Regions from separate parts of the Mus musculus genome. Here region 1 is linked to region 2. The links are chromatin loops, found by intact Hi-C in ENCODE. Cell type or tissue: gastrocnemius. All regions are shown on one strand. Each heading gives the region's core, and the rest is flanking DNA. Links, peaks and the distances in the headings are about the cores only.

Region 1 (11,126 bases), core at 2,858-7,857, 90 kb before region 2:
GAAAGTTTTCAGAGCACCCACACATCATGCGTTATTTATCACAAACACACAAAACAGATGGTGGCAGGAGCTGGTGAGGTGGCTCAGCCCACAGGGGTGCTTGCTGCCAAGCCTGAGCTCTGAGTTCAACCTGCAGGATGGAAGGAGAGAACCAACTCCCACAGTTGTCCTCTGATCTCTCTCTCTCTCTCTCTCTCTCTCTCTCTCTCTCTCTCTCTTTCCACACACACACACACACACACATGAATAAATAAACTTTAAAAATCTTTCAGTTATTTCAGGGACCTGAGGGTATAACCCACTGGTAAAGGGCTTGCCTACCATGGAGGCCATGAGTTTAGCCCCTAATACATTAGAAAAAGTTATATCTAAATTAGAAAATCATGAGAAGAAAAAGAAATCAGGTGAACAATTTTAACTCACACATTAAAAAAGACTAATACCTGGGCAATATTAATACCTGCTTTAAAAAGAACCTGTAAATTTAATCATAACTTCCTGTTAGCGTACCAAATATAGCATCACTTATAGTATGTAAATGATGTATATATTACTCCAGAATGTGAAGGATATTGTGAAGATCATTGGTATAATGAATACAAAATGTATTTTTCTTTTTTTGTCAAAATATATTGCTATCAAAATACAAATGCCATTGATTCAATTTCTCTGACTCTGTCTCTGTCTCTGTCTCTGTCTCTGTCTCTCTGAGTGTTGAATGTGGTTTCATAAACATTTTACTAAAAGAAAAGACCAGGTGGCTACAGAGATGGCTCAGTAGTGAAACACTCACCGTCCATGCAGAGGACCTGAGTTTGGCTCCCAGCACCCACATGGCTGTTGGCTCCCAACGGCCTGGCAACTCCAATTCCTGGGGATCTGACAGCTCTCCTGACCCCTGAGGGCTCCTGCAAGTACTAGGTGCACGGCCATATGCTCAGGCGCACTCAAAAATCATATAAAATTAAATAAATAATTTTTAATTAAAAAGAACACAGAATTAATGTAACTAACTATAAAGTTAAACTGACCAAATTCATTTCTCAAAAAAAAAAATCAAAGGGAATATTAAAAAGAACAATTATTCCTATTCTTTAGCAAATGGCCATTCTGGTTTTTTTAAAGACATGGCTTAAATCTCCAGTTTGCCACCAATTAATTTGTCTTTGCGTCTCAGAATGTGTTAGTAGACTGATGTAGCTAGCCGTCCCCTTGCTCTCCTCCTTAACCAAATGCCGCAGGTCTGCCTGGATAAGAACTAAAGGGAAGTGTGAGGTGTGCTTTCTCTAGCACTGACCTCCGAGTAGCTGGAGCTGCAGGTGCGCCTCATGATGCCTGACTTAGCCTGGTATCAGCAATCTATAAGGCGATATGCAAAACTCTGAAGACCATCAAGAGCAAAGCGCACAATCAACTGTACCAGCACTGGGAACTCAGAGGCATCCTCAAGCCATCGCCCTGTGTCGCAGATGAGGGAAGACTCAACACTCTTAACAAGCAGCTTGGCACTGAACTCATCCCGCAAAGCTCTGGAGCTAGAGATACTGGACGGTTTTTTCTCTCTCCTGCTTTTAAATGCAAATCACTAAGCCCCGAAGCACATTCTGCTCTATTTTTTTTTATATGAAAATTACTGCATTGTGGTCCTGTTCCAGAGAGGAAACCATTCATCCAAGAAAAGGGAGTGAGGACAAGCAGGCACCCCATCCAGTGAGCTGTCGCCAGGTACTCCCGGCCCTTGTTGGGCTAGCGACCCCATTAGTGATCGAAATTCCACGTGAAGAATGAGAATTTGGTTTTCAGGTCATGCGAGGTTACACACACATTGCGATGCTGGTGGTGCAGGCCAAGCACCAGCGAGAAGACTCAGCACCCCTTGCCTTTCAAACAACACTAACTATTGACTGGAAACTTTCTAAGTCTCACTAGAATAGTACAAGTTGCTATTCACCTATTTCTGACAAAATATGACAGCCAACACCACAATGCAAAAATCTCATGTGCTGTGAGTGCCCACATGGTGGACACCCGGCCTTTGCCTCTCCCCGACTGCCCTAGAGCCTGGAGCTCCGGAGACATACTTCATGTTAATGTATCAAGAGACCAAACAAGGTTAAAAGAACACTTTTAAACTGGAAAAAATATAAAGAAATAAATCATAATTAAGAATGGTATCCATCCCACTGTCACAGGTTCAAGCTTTCTGCCAAAACCACACTTGGCTTTAGGGAACTGTACTTGCTGTCAGATAAACAGAAACAGTGAAGAAAGGGGGTTATAGCCTCATAAAAAGTTAACTTAACCGCTAATCTTTCCAAGTTATATATTAATAACTAAGTTTGCTTTAAAGAAAACAAACCCCCTCTTTTCCAGCCTGAGAAGTTACATCCAAATAATGTGGATGTAACACCCTCAAAGACCTTAATCTACCCTGCGGGATGCCCGATAGCCAAGAATAAAATCTATCAAAACTGTCAAAAATGTACTTCCAGTCTTTGAGATGTCAGCATGGATGTTTAAGGAAAAAGAAGAAGAAAACAAACAAACAAAAAAAAAAAAAGAGGAGGACTGCACTGAGTTTTTTTAAGGCTACTTAAATATTTTCCAAATGTCTGTGATCAGATGTAAGCGAGCCGGTCTGTACTTTCTTTCACCTACAATGAATGAATGAAGTAGATGGCCCCTAGAGGGTCAAATTTCAAACACTGGAATTACAAAGCCTGTTTTTTGATGGTGTGAAAAAGTAATGGCAGTTTTGGGCTTTTAAACCTAGAAGTGCTCACGAGTTCAATCCGTCCCCAAGTCCATGCCATCCTTTCAAATTTGCAATTAAGAAAGGGAGAAAATCCGGTCAACTCTCCTTGGGGGGTTGGTCTCAGGGGTAGAGGGTTCAAGGAGGGAGGAGGACGGAGACAGAAAGAGCAAGCCAATTTAAAAAAAAAAAAAAAAAAAAAGCAAAATTGCCCACCTTTCTTAAATTCTTCCAGCATAGCGTCCAACTTGGTGTCGTTGAAAACGAAGTGCAAAGGGTGATTGTAAAACTTGGTGATGGTTTTCAAGGGAGTACAGTCATCCGGATCCACGAAGGCCAAGTCTTTGACAAAGAGCAGGTCCACGATGTTGGAACGTTCTCCCTCGAACACCGGGATTCGAGTGTAGCCACTCTCCATGATCTCCGACATGGTGTTGAAGTCCAGGATAGCCTCGCCGGTTATCATGAAGCAGTCCCTGAGGGGAGTCATCACGTCCTCCACCGTCTTGGTGCGGAGCTCCAGCGCCCCTTGGATGATGTTCAGCTCTTCCTTAACGAGGTCGTTATAGGGGTCAGTAACCCGGAGCATCTCCAGCAGTTTTTCCCGGTTATAGACCGTGCCTATCTCCTGGCCCAGGACGCAGTCCAGCAGTTTGCTAACCGGATAAGAAGCGGGGAATGTCATCATCATGAAAAACTTGGTGAGGAAGATGGTGTTGGCCCCTACCGCCAGGCCGTGTCGGGAGCAGATGGCTTGGGGCACGATTTCTCCGAAGATGACGATGCCAATGGTGGAGACCACCACCGCCACAAGGCCTGAGCCCGCAATGTCGTCCAGCAGGATGGTGAGCGTGGTGTTGACCAGTACGTTGCCCAGCAGCAGCGAGCACAGCAGGTAGTTGCCCTGCCTGCGCACCGGCTCGATGCGCTTGGCATAATTCTTCTCTTTCTCCGTGCCGCAGTTTTGCACGATGCGCAGCTCCATCGGGTCCAGAGCCATGAGCCCCAGGTTGAGGCCGCTGAACATGCCCGACAGGCACAGCAGCAGCGAGATGAAGATCACTTGCAGCCAGAAGGGCAGCAAGAACTTCTTCTCCTCGCCCACTATCATCTTGGTGTCCTCACCGTCGTGGTAAATCCAGGTGGTCTCGGCCCACGGAGGAGGCGGGAGTCCGGCCACCCCCGCGCCACCCTTGCCCCCGACGGTGCCACTCGCAGACCCGGAGCCGCCGGCGCCTAGTGCGGGCGTGGAGAGAGACGTGCACAGGTAATAAGACTTGCTCTTCTCCATCTTGCGCAGCGGTTTAATCTCGATCTCGATGATGCCCGATGTGCGGCGATTGAGAATGATGTGGGGCAAGATGATGATGTCTGAGGTGCGGATGCCGCAGCGCTGGGGGCCGCTGTCCGGCTCCGGAGGCGCGGGGCCCCCCAGCCCACGCTCGCTGGGTGTGTGCCGGCGCCGCTCGTGCTCAGTGAAGGCGATGCGGGACCACGTCTCGTTGTTGATGTTCTGCCCGTACACCCGCAGCTTGACCCGGGTCCGCTCGCTCACCCGCAGAGCACCCCCTTCCATGAACGACACGTCGTTCGTATCCTCCAGCCGCAGCCCGATGATCACGGTCTCCTCGTTCTCGCCGGCCGCTGTGCAGCCGCCCGCTCCCCAGCAGCAGCTCAGCAGTAGCAGCGGCAGCAGCCGGCCCGCAGCTGCTTGCAGGACCCCCCGGCCGCGGGCACTGAGGCTGCGGCGCGCCGCCATCTTCCAAGTGGGCAGTGCGGCGGCTGCCTGCCCGCCCGCCATCTTTACTTCGGGTTCACAAGCGCCACAGCCAATCATAGGGTGGCTGCTCCAGCTGAGGCTTCATCCTTCCCACCCGGCGGCGCGAGCGCAGGCACCGGCGCCCGAGCAGGACTGCAACCGCGCGTTCGCGCCCAGCCCTTAGCTGTCCTTCTCTCTGAATGACACTGATTCGGACTGAGCCAGCTGAGGAACCCCCGGGCTCGAGGGAGGAGGGAGCGGAGGGAGGGGCGTGCTAGCCTCTCCCGCGAGAGGCAGGTCTGCCAGCCAATCAAGAGCGGGTGCCCGCCTTCCCAGCCAGGGGGCTGGAATGGGGGCGTGGTCGCAGTCGGCGTGCCGCACCAATGGCACGGGAGGTGGGCGGGGAGATGAGGGCCACTGTCCTCCTCTGCATGCCAAGTTTCCAACTGAAAGGCGCGTGACTCTTGTGTATGCGCGGGGAGGAGGCGTGGCCATCCCGGATGCAAGAGCCAGTCAAAGATGAGCGCTGTAGGGATGGGGGCGTGGTCTTCCTCCAGGCGGCCAATGAAAGGGAGCGGTCCGCGGGTGCGGCGCTCCCTGTGGGGTCTCTGTAGTAGATCCTCGCGCGCGGCTTGGCAGCCCTGCAATACTGCCCTGAGGCGCGAGGCCTCGGGTCCTTGCTGCAGGGACTTGCGGGCTCCACGGGGCTCCGTGTCGCCGCAGAATGGGCTGAGCCCTCCTTCCCTGGGAGCACCAGAGCCGGACTGGAGACAGCTTACGATGCACATAGCCTAAAACCAAATCGGGATACTAGTCAAGCCCCCCAGCCCACTACCCCTGCATGCGGTTCCTCTGGAGATTCGCGGTGACAGGGTGGCCCTAGCAACGCCGAGGACCTGCGGTCTCCGTGACTCTGTGAGCCCTCAGCTGCTCACGATCATGTGGCGCCACCTGCCGGCCCTCACGGACGACCTTTGCTGTTTTCTAGCTCTCAACAAACCTCTCAAAGTGTGGTCAGCTTCCCAAACTTTGTCATCACAGGGATTCTCCTGTAGTCCTGCTATAATCACAGAATGAGATGGACCCTATTTTTGGTTTTGTTTTGTTTTGTTTTGTTTTGTTTTTTAACGTGCACCCAGGCAATTTGGGGAAATAGGAAGGGGAGAGCAACCTGAGAAGGCCCATGAAAGCTTATTATGAAATGCACAGGTCAAACGCTGTTAGCTCCGGAGAAGATTCATTGTGGAGCACAGCTCACCAGGACTCTCAAGTCCATTGCATCAGACTAGATGCGGTAGCACAGTAGCTCCCAAACTGAACTTTCTGCCTCCCAACTGAAGCGCGTTTTAAAATGTTTTTCCTGATCTTACTTTGTATTCCATAAACACAATACTCTTCCTTTTTTGTGAACACCCACAGTGTTTTTTATAATTTCCAGGACGAGTGATTTCTGGGCTCATTTCAGCGGTATCCTCGCAATTCTCTCTTTTTTTTTTTTTTTTTTTTTTGTTGTTTTGTTTTGTTTTGTTGTTGTTTACAGGGTTTCTCTGTATAGCCCTGGCTGTCCTGGAGCTCACTTTGTAGACCAGGCTGACCTTGAACTCAGAAATCCGCCTGCCTCTGCCTCCCGAGTGCTGGGATTAAAGGCGTGCGCCACCACGCCCGGCCGCAATTCTGTCTTCTTTTATGCTTGTCCTCAACCATTCCCCTGACCTTCCAACTAATGACTTGTCAACCCAGGGCCCATTGCTCCCATATTTGAGCCCTCCCCTAACTCCTCATCTCCTGACAAAAGCCAGAGTGCTCTCATCGCCTACAAGGTTCTGCAAGCTCTGCCCCAACCAGGCTCTGTCATTTTCTCAGTCACTGCCAGGGGATCTTCCTGGCGTCTTCGCATGTGCCATGTCCTGTGGATGGGACTCAACTTCTTTCAGATGCCAACATAGCCCTGTTTAAAGGCTTTGCTCAAAGCCACCAGACTCCATCTCTCCCTTATTTTTCTTCAAAGCAAAGATCATTTACTAATACCATGTGTAAATTACTCATTTGGTTGATAATCTGTCCTCTCTAGAATTTTTGTACACTGTTATATCAGTTCACCCTAGAACACACCTATAGATATTCAAAACATGATATAAAAAGTGTTAAAGAAATAAAGAAGCTTTTACTTTGATTATTTTAAGTAAATGGTCAACTCTAGTCCTAGCCCTCTGGTGTCTGGGGGATTTTTCCCCTACTTCCTATTCTCATACTGCTATATTGGAAAAATCACTTTAGATGAAGAAAATGGGATTCTTAGGTCTCTTATGAGCTTACAAGAGTAGTATTTACAGTTTATAAGTTGAGGTCTTTAGATGTCTGACAAAGGTTCAGGACAGACACAGGGCTTCTAAGCCAGCTAACTGAAAATGTGAGGACAAAGTGTGTTCCAGGCTAAGAGGGAAGACAGTTAGTGGTTCTCGAATATTGAATGCACCATTTGGAGTGGGAGTGCAGAGACAGGAAGAAGTACTTGCCAGCCCTACAGACATTTCCTGTGCAGAGAAAGCAGCGGTCAGGAAAGTGCAGTCTGAGCAATCCTGAAGCGGGCTAGAGGTTCAAGACTTAAGCAAAACAGAAGAGTACCTCCCAGGCGACACCACAAACTGAGCCGGGCTTAGATTCACACGGGGCATTGCTGAGCCATCTTTCTCCTCGGTGGTGGATATGAGCTGCTACTCTGCGTGAATACTCAACACACACAAAGCTGTCTAGACACCTGAGCCAATCCATTTTTCCTTCCATTAGAGTTATCCCCTCAGTCTCAGAGGCTCTCTAAGGTTAGAGAGAAGCTGCTGGTGCGGTTTGCAGTGAGTGGTTTCTGGGGCTCCGCAACCTATCCTTCTGGGGATAGAAGGCGATGGGGCTTGTAGGAAGCCTCTCCTGAAATGCTGGGGAGGGGAGGGGGCTAACACCACAAAACCTCAACTTCGACCATATTTTAATCCATGAAAGGCCACAGAGGGTCTGAGATTTTTAAGAGGTAGCCAGCGGTGTCTCACCCTCGCTTCGTTTTCTCCTTGCCCGACCTTGAATGAGTCACTCAAGCTAAGCTAAACCTCCTGCAAATACCCTCCTTAACTAAACTTCCCCTCCCAGAATCCCTCACTAGAAAACAAGAGAGAAGAATGACAGCTCAATTCTCTTCCGTCCAGAAGGGAAACCTCCCAGTCTGCGGGTTCAGGAATGAGCTCTGCAGCCAGACCCAAATGTCTCTCCAAGGGGCATGCACTGGATTTTCTAAAAGATGGCAAAAAAATTACAAGTGTTTCTCTATACATTTTGTTAACCTAAGGTCTGGTTAATAGAGAAGGTTTTTGTTCTGAAATTTGCTGGGTTGTAGGAAAGCATTCGAAGTTAATGCTCTAAATGGGATTTGGGGTTAGGGGATGGAACCCCAAGGCCTTGGACATATGCTCTGCTGCTGGGGTCCACTCCCACCAAGAGTGACATCTGAATGCCACTAGAGCACACAGTCTTCTGAGGAAAACCAGAAACTAGGGACACGCTGGAATTACACAGACTTGCCCTTGAATCCACTCTGATGGCCCGGAGGGATTTTTTCAGAAGCACGTGTTTAAGTGCTAGAACCCTTTTAGGCAAAATGAGAATTTTTTTTCACCGCAGTTCATAAAAATACTCAGTTAGAGGAAAGCCTGAGGCTTGCTTGTTTTCTCAGGAGGCCTTGTGAGCTTTTGTTGGGTCTTTCCCCACTCCCCTCCTTTTTCTAGATATTCTCTGGACATGGCTACTGAGAAGAAAAGGGGAAATGTGGCTTTTTCACAGCTGGGAGAAAAGGTTTCTTGTTGGAGGTTGGTCTGGTGCTGCTGTGTATTCAGTGCTAAATACTGACCCCCCAAGACCTGATAAACCCCCAATGAGCAGATCCTCACGTATGCCAATGATGCTATGTAAACCTTACCCCACAGTTTAAAGCTATTGGTTAAATAAAAAGAGCCATAGTGTAGTGGCTATTCCTGGTTGTCAACTTGACAATATTTGGAATGAACTACAATCCGGAATTGGAAGGCTCACCAGTGACTCTTATCTGGAGGCTTGGAGATCCTTATCTGGATCTTGGTTTGGAGATCTTGAGCCATCGTGGATATGGATTCCAGAAGATTGAATCTCCGAGTTTAAGGAACACACCTTTAATCTGGGCTACACCTTTTTATCTGGGATTAAGGGTGTGGTGGAACACACCTTTAATCTGGGTGACACCTTCTGCTGGAGACAATATAAGGACATTGGAAGAAGGGAGTCTAGCTCTTGCTCTTGCTCCTTCGCCTGCTTGCCGTGTGAGACTGAGTAACTGCTAGATCCTTGGACTTCCATTCACAGCTGCGACTGAACCATTGTTGGGAATTGGGCTGCCGACTGTAAGTCATCAATAAATTTCTTTACTATCTAGAGACTATCCATAAGTTCTGTGACTCTAGAGAACCCTGACTAATACACATAGCCAATTACTGGGGAGAATAGAGGTAGGCTGGGTTTCAGTTACCGGGCTGGGGGTCACAGGTAGGAACCATGAGGAGAATGAGGAGAAAGAAGGAGACAGGAGAAGGAGAAAGAAGAAGGAAAAAAGGCAGAGAGAAGAGGAGGTCTCCATTAGATGTTACGAGCCAGCAGCATGAGGCAGGGTGAAATATCCCCCTGAGGACAGGCTGATGGAGCAGAAATAACCCAGGGGAGACTCTAACAGCAAGGACTCGGGAAACACAGCTGGGGAATTAACAGTCTCGGGTATAGAAAAATAGATTGGGGTAATCCCCCAGTAACAGTGCTAAAGATGATTGTGAAAGACCATAGGACTCTGCCTTGATTATTGGGGGGCTGTCCAGGTCATATTAATTAGTGTCCTGACTTGATAAGGTTACTAAGTAACAATTTTTTTTTTTTAGATGCAAGAGCAAAAGGTTTATTTTCGGGCGTGTCGGGGTCCACCCTCACTCAGTCCCTCCAAACAAGTGATGAGACAATGACCCCGAATGGCTATTACAAGCAGTTTTTTGGTTTTTTTGGTTTTTTGGTTTTTTTGAGATAGAGTTTCTCTGTATAGCCCTGGCTGTCCTGGAACTCACTCTGTAGACCAGGCTGGTCTCGAACTCAGAAATCCGCCTGCCTCTGCCTCCCAAGTGCTGGGATTAAAGTCATGTGCCCATTGCAAATGTAAATGAGCGAAATACCTAATAAAAAATGGAAAAAAAAATTACACAACTCAAAAAAAAAAAAAAAAAAAAGTCATGTGCCACCACTGCCCGGTCACAAGCAGTTTTTATACTTTGTAGGGGCACAGGTTACATCAGCAAGGTTACAGTTTAAACTTATTGGCTAAGCATATTGACCTCTAAATCTATTGGCTAGCAAGCCTGACACGCATCTACCTGGGACTTTCCAAAAGGTCGGGTGGCCATCGGTCAGCACATTCTGAGAATTTTTTACTCAAGAATGTTCCTGTGGGTGGAGAATGGAACCTGGACTAGCCCTGACCTGAGGCAGGTGGGTGTAAGGCTGGAGAAAGCCCCTAGGGTCCTTCATTCCCCCCTTTCTCTTGTTCAAGCTCCAGTCTTGGAGCTAAGCTCAGGGGTCTTGGGTAACTAACTCATATTCTTCAGGTCCTGTCCTCAGGGTCTTGTATTGTTGGCACAGGACCATTAGCTGCACTGCTCCTACCCTCTTTTATGAAGGCTATAAGCGGGCTGGTGAGATGGCTCAGTGGTTAAGAGCACTGTCTGCTCTTCGAAGGTCCTGAGTTCAAATCCCAGCAACCACATGGTGGCTCACAACCATCCGTAACGAGATATGACTCCCTCTTCTGGTGTGTCTGAAGACAGCTACAGTGTACTTACATATAATAAATAAATAAATCTTTTAAAAAAAAAAAGAAGGCTATAAGCTTGTTCAATATACAGGGTCCAAAGGTCAATTGCAGGAGAACAATTAGGGGTCCTAACAAGGTAGATGGTGGTTAACCAAGGGGAGGCGTTAAACCAAGACTTGAACCAGCCCTGACTCTGTTCTCATTCTCTCTTCCACTTGGCTAGCCCTTCTCTCACCTTGACCATTGAATCTTTAACAACCCCAGAGTGGTCTATATAAAAGCAACACTCCTCAGCTAAGGCAGTACATAGCTCTCCTTGCTGGAGGGAAAGTTAAATCTAATTCCCTCCTATTCTGCAGTACTACTTCTGATAATGAAGTCAATGATTCTTAGAGGTGACTGATGGAAGTTTCTATCCTCTCTATATCTAAAGCAATGGCTGCCCTCAGACTGTCATAATTTTTCCCTTGTAAGACCTTGTAAGTGGAGGTCCTGGTGGCTGCCCCAGCCACCCCCAACCCCAACAGAAGGGAGACAGTGAGTGTTGTAACAGGTTTGGCGGATGTGCACATAGAATGGGGGAAGGAACCAGAATCTAAAGGTACCACCAGGCGGTCATGATCAAGGTTGAGTGATCTTGATCTTGAGCCGATTGCCCATCTTCTGTCCTGTCCAGCAGGGGTCCCCAGAGAGCAGGGCACCTGCAGGTTTCTCCTGGGAAGCGTGCACCCAGGCCACAATACTGTCCACCT
Region 2 (8,414 bases), core at 3,415-8,414:
GCCTGAGTGTAAGACAGGAGATGTGTGTGCTGTAAATGGCAGAGCTGGAGAAATGGAACTCCCTGGAGCCCAAAATATGGTGAGTGCCAGGTGTCAGACGTATTTACGCTTCTGGACTTGGAGTTTGATTTGATTTCATTATGACTGCCCTGTTTCTTCTCTCTTGGAGTAAGAAGAAAGTATATAACTTATGTCTGATTTTACAGATTTCACACTTATGAGAATTTGTCTTTTAAAGAAACATTTAAAGAAAGTTCGGTTTTTTTTTTCTTTTTTCTCCTTTGAGACAGTCTCATTGTGTAACCTTGGTTGCCCCAGAACTCTCACTGTGCAAACCAAGCTGGCTTGAAACTCATAGCAATCCACTGGTCTCCACCTCCTGAGTGCTGGGATTAAAGATGTGTGCCACCAAGCCTGAGCTGACACTGTGGAATTTTAATGTCAATTTTTCAAAGACTGTGGAACTTTTAAAGTTATATCAGCTTTATATTAATTGGTGATATTGTGATGAGATCTTGGGGATGAGCAAGAAAGGAAAAAATATGTTTACATAGTGATGTGTTTGTTTGTGTGTCAAGTTGTCAAGAGGTCAATTGTGCTTGTTGGTTCTTGCCAACTTGACACAAACATGGACATATCTGGAAAACAAGGAACCCCAGCTAAGAAATTGCCTCATCAGATTGGCCAGGAGGCAAGTGTGTAGCAACATTTTCTTGATTAATCATTTCGTGGGAGGGCACAGCTCACTCAGGTGTACCACCCATGGATAAGTGGTATGGGTTATGTAGGAAGGCAAAAGGAGCAAGCCGGCAAGCATCCCTGCTCCATGATCTCTGCTTCAGTCGCTGCCTCCAGGTTGCTGCCTTGGCTTCTCTGACCGTGACCGTGACCGTGACCGTGACCTGAAATGTGTGCACCAAATAACTCCGTTCCTCTTCAAGTTGCCTTTGGTCACGGCCTTTCTGACAGCAGTAGCAACTGAACTAAAATGAGGACAAGTAGCAGGTTCATCATAGACAGAAAGTAGTTTAGAAGCATCCAGATCTGGAGGGGAAGGTTGGGGAGTTATTGCTTAATGGCTCCAGTGTCTGCCTGGAGTGGGGAAAGCGTTGGAAGTGGTTCATGCTTATGGGTAACGTTGTGTCCTAGCTCTGCTCCTCCCTGCTCCAGAGACAGCCGCATCTTCTTGTGCAGTGCCAGTCTCATCCTGTAGACAAAAATAGTGAAAGTCGGTGTGAACGGATTTGGCTGTATTAGGCACCTGGTTACCAGGACTGCCATCTGCTCTCCACTTTGCAAAGTGGAGGTTGTTGCCATCAATGACCCCTTCATTGACCTCAACTACATGGTCTACATGTTCCAGAACGACTCCACCCATGGCAAATTCAACGGCACAGTCAAGGCCGAGAATGGGAAGTTTGTCATCAACGGGAAGCCCATCACCATCTTCCAGGAGCAAGACCCTGCTAACAGCAAATGGGGGTGATGCTGGTGCTGAGTATGTCGAGGAGTCTATTGGCATCTTCACCACCATGGAGAAGGCTGGGGCCCATTTGAAGGGTGGGGCCCAAAGGTCATCATTTCTGCCCCTTCTGCAGATACCCCCATGTTTGTGATGGGTGTGAACCATGAGAAATATGACAACTAACTCAAGATTGTCAGCAATGCATCCTGCACCACCAACTGCTTAGCCCCCCTGGTCAAATTCATCCATGACAACTTTGACATTGTGGAAGGGCTCATGACCACGGTCCATGCCACCATGCCACTCAGAAAACTGTGGATGGCCCCTCTGGAAAGCTGTGGCATGATGGCAATGGGGCTGCTCAGAATATTATCCCTGCATCCACTGGTGCTGCCAAGGCTGTGGGTAAGGTCATCCCAGAGCTGAATGGGAAGCTCTCTGGCATGGCCTTCCGTGTTCCTACCCCCAATGTATCCATTGTGGATCTGACATGCCGCCTGGAGAAACCTGCCAAGTATGATGACATCAAGAAGATGCTGAAGGAGGCATCTGAGGGCCCACTGAAGGGCATCCTGGGCTACACTGAGGACCAGGTTGTCTCCTGCCACTTCAATAGCAACTCCCACTCTTCCACCTTTGGTGTTGGGGCTGGCATTGCTCTCAATGACAACTTTGTAAAGGTCATTTCCTGGTAAGAAAATGAATATGGCTACAGCAACAGGGTGGTGGACCTCATGGCCTACATGGCCTTCAAGGAGTAAGAAACCCTGGACCACCCACCCCAGCAAGGACACTGAGAGCAAGAGAGAGGCCCTCGGTTGCTGAGGAGTCCCTAGCCCAACTCTGAGCATCTCCCTCACAATTTCCATCCCAGACCCCCATAATAACAGGAGGGGCCTAGGGAGCCCTCCCTACCCTCTTGAATACCATCAATAAAATTCGCTGCACAATACATATATATATATATATATATATATATATATATATATATATACGCCTAAAATGTAAACTTTTGCTGTTGATCTTGAGTGGGCCATAGTGTTTTATAGCCCAGGGTGACTTCAGACTTCCTATGAAACTGAGGCTGGCCCAACCCTCCTGTGTCTGCTGGGATTACAGCTGAGTATTGGCATTGCCGTCCCTAAAATGTACCTTTAAAAATGATTAAAGAGGCAGAGAGATGGCTCAAATGTAATAAATTTTTAAAATGACAATTAAAATGTTACTCTGTAATTTTTGTGTTTAAGATACTAGTTAGATATTTTATATGATTTTTAACTAGTGTTTTATTATTTTATAGGCATGAGTGTTTTACCTGCATGTATGTATGCAGACCGTGTGTGTTGGGGGTGCTTTCAGGGGCCAGAAGGTGCTTTCCTGGAACCAGAGGTACAGAAAGTTGTGAGCTACCATGTCAGTGCTGGGAATCTAACCTGGGTCTTCTGGAAGAGCAACGAGGCATCTTGACTGCTGAGCCATCTCTCCAGCTCTTAGTTAAAGTATTTTAAATGATGCATTTTACGTTTTATACATAGTAACATGACAAAATCATTTATTTCCAGAAAATATTAAATAGCCCATTCAAGAGAATGTACCTAGAAAGTAACCAAGCTATTTGAACAGAGACCTGCAATGGCCCTTGAGCTGATGTTCTGTGTACCTGAAAGCCTATGACTTCTGGATTCTTATCATCACTGCCTTGTGTGACCTTATGCAAACTAACCCTAAAAGACCTCTCTCTCCTCAACTATCAGATAATAAGACTGAAGTCTCTTTGACAGCTTTGGCTAGCTGCAACCTGATGACATTAATTATTAACTGTGCAGCACTTTTGACATTACAGCACGCACTCTGAAACCTTGATCTTAATCTGATAGCATTTGCCTCTGGGAGGATCCATAGCGCAGAAGCCCCAGGGAGATGACCAACTCTCTGCTCTTTAGCCAGCTCCTCCTCCAGGAGTTCGTCCTTAATCTGAGCCAGCCCTTGTGGAGGCCAAATTCCCTCTCCTCTCCCTTTTCTGGGTGAGGACTCAGGCTTGGAGACACTCCAGGATAAACTTCTGCAGGCCAAGAGATAACACGTCTTCAAGGTGACAATCAGAAACGCCTTTTAAAAGTTCTCCTTCTCTGCTGAAATTGCTGTAGCTTCTCCACTCCACAGCTGGCCATCTGCCTACACCTGGCTGCCATGTGGGAACTTGTGGGTCTCTTGCTGCTCATCCTGGCCTATTTCTTTTGGCCCAAGTCAAAGACACCTAATGCCAAGTTCCCCAGGAGCCTTCCATTCCTGCCCCTGGTGGGTAGTCTACCGTTTCTCCCCAGACGTGGTCATATGCATGCCAACTTCTTCAAGCTGCAGGAAAAGTATGGTCCCATCTATTCTCTTCGCCTGGGTACCACAACTGCAGTGATTGTCGGTCACTATCAGCTGGCCAGAGAAGTGCTCGTGAAGAAGGGGAAAGAATTCTCTGGTCGGCCCCAGATGGTAAGCAGTGCCAACCCTCCTCTTCCTCGGTCCCTGGGGTTGTACAGTTCTTATTTCTTTCAAAATCAGACTTGTGGGACTGCTCCCTCAAGACCCTACCGAACCTCTAAACTGGGAAGGAGGAATTAACGGGAAAACCCTTGAATGGCTTGTCTAGCAAGATGGTGCAGGGACCTGCAGAGCTGAGAAGCCTGTATGCCACTCACCTTCCCCTCTATGATACGATAATCATTCTAGAATATCCAGGCAAAGCCTTTAGCCCAGACCCAGAGCTAAAGTTCTCTATAAGTGTGACATTGTTGGGAAATAGGGCAGTGATTGCATCCTCCACCAGAAGATGCTTGGAGAAGCGGCTGGCATCATGGAGGGCTAGGACTGCAGTTTCTCTTATATGGCTTTGGCTCACAGATAGCTGGGGGAATATTACAGGGGGAGAGGGGACAAGGGACAGGGACATACAGTAGTATCTTGGGGCATCTGTTCTCATTTGTGCTGACTGTTGAGTAGCCATCCTACAAACACCACCTGTGCTCCCATGACCCTGTTGCAAGTGTTCCCCTGGGTACCCCGATAGAGGACGACCAGCCTCAGCTTTTAACAGGCCAAAACAAATTCCTTTTCCATGCGCTGGTCAGCCAGCGTGGCTGCCCAACTGCCAGGCTCTCTCAGGTTTGGGTTCCTCTCAGAAGCAAAGGAATAAACTGGGCCAGGTGACGGCAGCACACGCCTTTAAGGCTAGCACTTGGGAGGCAGAGGCAGAGGCAGGTAAATCTCTGGGTTTGAGGGCAGCCTGGTCTTGCCAATGCTATACGGGGAGAAGGAAGGAAGGAAGGAAGGAAGGAAGGAAGGAAGGAAGGAAGGGAATAAAACCATCACCACCACCCTGTGAATAAGAGACTAGCCTGGTGGGTTTTGGGGAGAGTCGGGGATGGAGAATGAAGACTTAGACCCTTGTGTTTTGTAGATGGCATCTTTTAGAGATGATAGCTCAAGCTTAAGTCCAACCTGGGAGGATCAAACATCTGCTGTCTCCAAATGAGGATCTGAGGCTGGGTGCACAGGCCAGCAAGTATGGCTTTAGCAGCCTGGTGGTTGGGGACAAAAATAGAGCTGTCTTGGAAGTCTCTCAGTCTCCTCGTCCCTAGGACAGACTCACCTAGCTCATCCCACCCATAGCTGACTCTCCAGGTCAAAAATTGAACTAGAGAGTCCCAGAGGGCACCCTACTAATGACCTGAACCCCAGGGCTCTTGCATTCAAATCCAGGGTTCTTTCTGTCTCCTCGCTCTACTGCCTTTCATGGAACTTTAGTGAGGACTTTGGGGCGTCCTACTAAGTAAGAGAGGCATAGGGATCTCACAGCACTCATCAGGACTGCAGATAGATAGATGGAGAAGCCTGAGAGTTCCGGGAGTTTGCCTGATAATGCCTACAGCCTTGCCTGCTCTCCAAAGGTGACTCTAGGCCTCTTGTCGGACCAAGGAAAAGGCGTCGCCTTTGCGGATAGTAGTAGCTCCTGGCAGCTGCACCGGAAGCTGGTATTCAGCACCTTTTCCCTGTTCAGGGATGACCAGAAACTGGAGAAGATGAGTGAGTGAAAGGCTAACCCTTAGGGCTAGGGGGCTGGGGAAGGATGCTGGGCGGCTGGGTGCAGCCATTTCTTAGCGGCTGCTGCCATCAAGTGGCCATCAGCTCTCTATGCCTATCCCTGGATAAGACCTTGGCCAGAGGCGACAGCGTTGACTGATCCCTCCTCTTCACTTTCCTCCCTCTTGTCAGTATGTCAGGAAGCCAACTCACTGTGTGACTTGATACTTACATACGACGGGGAGTCCCGAGATCTGTCTACGCTCATCTTCAAGTCAGTAATCAATATCATCTGTACCATCTGCTTCAACATCTCTTTTGAGAACAAGGATCCGATACTGACTACCATACAGACCTTTACAGAGGGTATTGTGGATGTCCTGGGCCACAGCGATCTGGTGGACATATTCCCGTGGTTGAAGGTGAGAAGGAGATCCCACTGCGACAGTGTCCCCAGTACTTTCAGTTTCCATGACCATCTTTCTCTTCCAACTCTTCCCACAGTCATCTGCTCTGCCTCATACAACCCCAGACACTTGGTCGGCATTTTTATCCTCCAGGCCGACTCTCATATAGCTCACACTGGCCTCGAACAACCTAAGCAGCTGAGAATGACTCTGAAATTTTGATCCTCCTGCCTCCAAGTCCCAAGTACTAGGACTACAAACATGTACTATAGTACTTTGCTGTGTCTCTCTTTTTTTTATGTCCTGTATCTTCCTACTCAGGGCTATTATTCTCTAGTTGCCATTTGTCAGCAGTGAGCACCTGGTAAGTGTTAGTCACTGGAAGCTTCCCCCAGGAGGTATACCCAGTTATCCTCAGTGCTGAGGAGAGACAGACACAGGCTTAACCTATTTGAGGAACATGCCCAAGTCCTTAGTCTCAAGTCTGACTTATGATAAGGGAGAGCACAACACTGTCAGGGCTTGGTGATGGATTGAATTGAGAACATGAGGACTCTACCCTGTACTCCACTGTTTAAAGTTGTCCTTCCTGTCTCTGGTAACCACATTCCGCTATCTTCTTGCCTTTCTTGATAAAGGTCCAGACTGGCGTGGAGACTTTCTTAAACCGAAAGCTAAAGTCTGCCTCTCGCCAAGGATTTTCCTAATTGCGTGGATGGATTTGACATTTCCTTCTCTTTCCAGATTTTTCCCAATAAAAACTTGGAAATGATAAAGGAACACACTAAAATTCGAGAAAAAACACTGGTTGAAATGTTTGAAAAATGCAAGGTAAGTGATCAAGAAGAGGCGACTGTGAGGCTGGAGGTATCTTGAGAGCAAGGCTGTGATGCATTTTGGACACTGTGAGATTCCCCAGAGCCTAGCAGGGGGGCTGGCACATAATGGGTTAACTGCTAGAAACTGACCTATTAATAAATGGGAGGGGGGAGTGAGTAACTGAAACAGTTCTTAGAGGGACATAGAGGGAGGCACAGGGCTATTCCCTACCTCTACCACCTCACAGGTCCTGCCCAGTCCCTCTCCACTCTCACACACCTTGCTGTGTCTCTGGTATAGGGTGGAGTGTGGCAGGGATGTTGGAAGTGAGGCTCCCTCCTCATCCTCTTCTCTCACTGTCTCTCACCCCAGGAGAAATTCAATAGTGAATCTCTCTCCAGCCTGACAGACATTCTGATACAAGCCAAGATGAATGCAGAAAATAATAACACTGGGGAAGGCCAGGACCCAAGTGTGTTCTCAGATAAGCATATCCTTGTCACGGTGGGAGACATCTTTGGGGCAGGCATAGAGACAACTAGCTCTGTGCTGAACTGGATCCTGGCTTTCCTGGTGCACAATCCTGAGGTGAGTGTCTCCCCAACTCTTGTCTTCCTATAGAATCCAACCAGCCAACCATTATGGGGGGCAGGCAATGCCTGGAGCCTTCTGTACAGATAACTATAGCCCCACTCTGCCTCTCACACAAGCAGAGGCTGACTCTGGCTCTGGGTTAAAGTTTTCCTGTCTTCTAGAAACCAGGCCTAGGCTACAGAGCCATCACTGGATAGAATCATTCAGGCTGTTCTGGGTATGACCACTGGTCTCTGCTATGCCCATGTCTCTCTTAGACTTGAACAAGCTGGTCATATGGCCTTGTTCTGGCCCTCAGGTGAAGAGGAAGATCCAAAAGGAGATTGACCAGTATGTAGGCTTCAGTCGAACACCGTCTTTCAATGACCGGACTCACCTCCTCATGCTGGAGGCCACTATCCGAGAAGTGCTTCGTATCAGGCCGGTGGCCCCCTTGCTCATCCCACACAAGGCTAACATTGACTCCAGGTAAGCCTTTCTTCCCGAGATACTCAGCCTAGGATGCAGCCGCTAGGTAGCCCGTTCTGTGCCTCGGGCATGTTCCAGCTGGCCTTAGTTGCTGTTGAATCTATAGTCAAACAGAGACTCCTGCTGCCAATCACCCTGCCCTAGTCACTCCATCCACCTCCACTGAGATCCACTGACTGAGTTGCGTAGGCATCTGGCTTCCCTCCAAACTTTCTGCAACCCTTGGTGACACAGGTCTGGGCTAAAGGACAGGGTGATCAATATTCCGATTTCATCAGATGGTGGTAGTACATACCCACCCCCCTCTCTCACGTACATGCACACACACACACACACACACACACACCAGCTTCTGAGACAGACACCCGCGTGCTGACTAGCACACGTGTCCATGTTGTTGATAGATAGTGGATAAGGCTGGATCTAGATGTAATCCTGGCAGAAACCAGAAGATGAGGGAAAGGAATGATTGAGAATGGGGGAGGGTTCTCCCCGCTCCCAAGTGGAGCTGTGGGGCTGACCATCTCCCTTTCTCGTCTCCTCGTCTGGGTTAGCATTGGAGAGTTTGCCATCCCGAAGGACACACA

The links. A loop is a pair of places that touch in the nucleus more often than their neighbours do. Peaks named below come from ENCODE experiments on the same cell type or tissue, not always from the same donor. Only the 100,000 strongest peaks of a DNase experiment are listed, where the experiment ranks them.
Region 1: a loop joins it to region 2, with 4 times the contacts of the local background. A loop is called at or near these places in 27 of 42 quality-filtered maps.

Annotation. Positions count from the first base shown.
Region 1 is chr19:46,755,236-46,766,361 of GRCm38, reverse strand. Cnnm2 (cyclin M2) reads right to left here and starts at 4,753. Exons shown (of 8, transcript NM_033569.3): 1 at 2,969-4,753. The coding sequence starts at 4,589. In gastrocnemius, for the core only: a CTCF peak has its summit at 5,467 (motif pointing left); DNase peaks (open chromatin) are centred at 3,983, 4,909, 5,408, 5,753 and 2 more places; H3K4me3 peaks cover 2,706 bases; H3K27ac peaks cover 2,343 bases.
Region 2 is chr19:46,668,085-46,676,498 of GRCm38, reverse strand. It overlaps Cyp17a1 (cytochrome P450, family 17, subfamily a, polypeptide 1), which reads left to right and starts at 3,499. Exons shown (of 8, transcript NM_007809.3): 1 at 3,499-3,952; 2 at 5,407-5,542; 3 at 5,732-5,961; 4 at 6,691-6,777; 5 at 7,138-7,353; 6 at 7,658-7,827; 7 at 8,382-8,414. The coding sequence starts at 3,656. It overlaps Gm41857 (predicted gene, 41857), which reads right to left and starts at 7,903. Exons shown (of 2, transcript NR_166896.1): 1 at 7,736-7,903; 2 at 1-1,207. It also overlaps the pseudogene Gm6967. RefSeq lists a cis regulatory region at 3,259-3,358 and a promoter at 2,582-3,631. In gastrocnemius, for the core only: a CTCF peak has its summit at 5,649 (motif pointing left); a DNase peak (open chromatin) is centred at 5,621.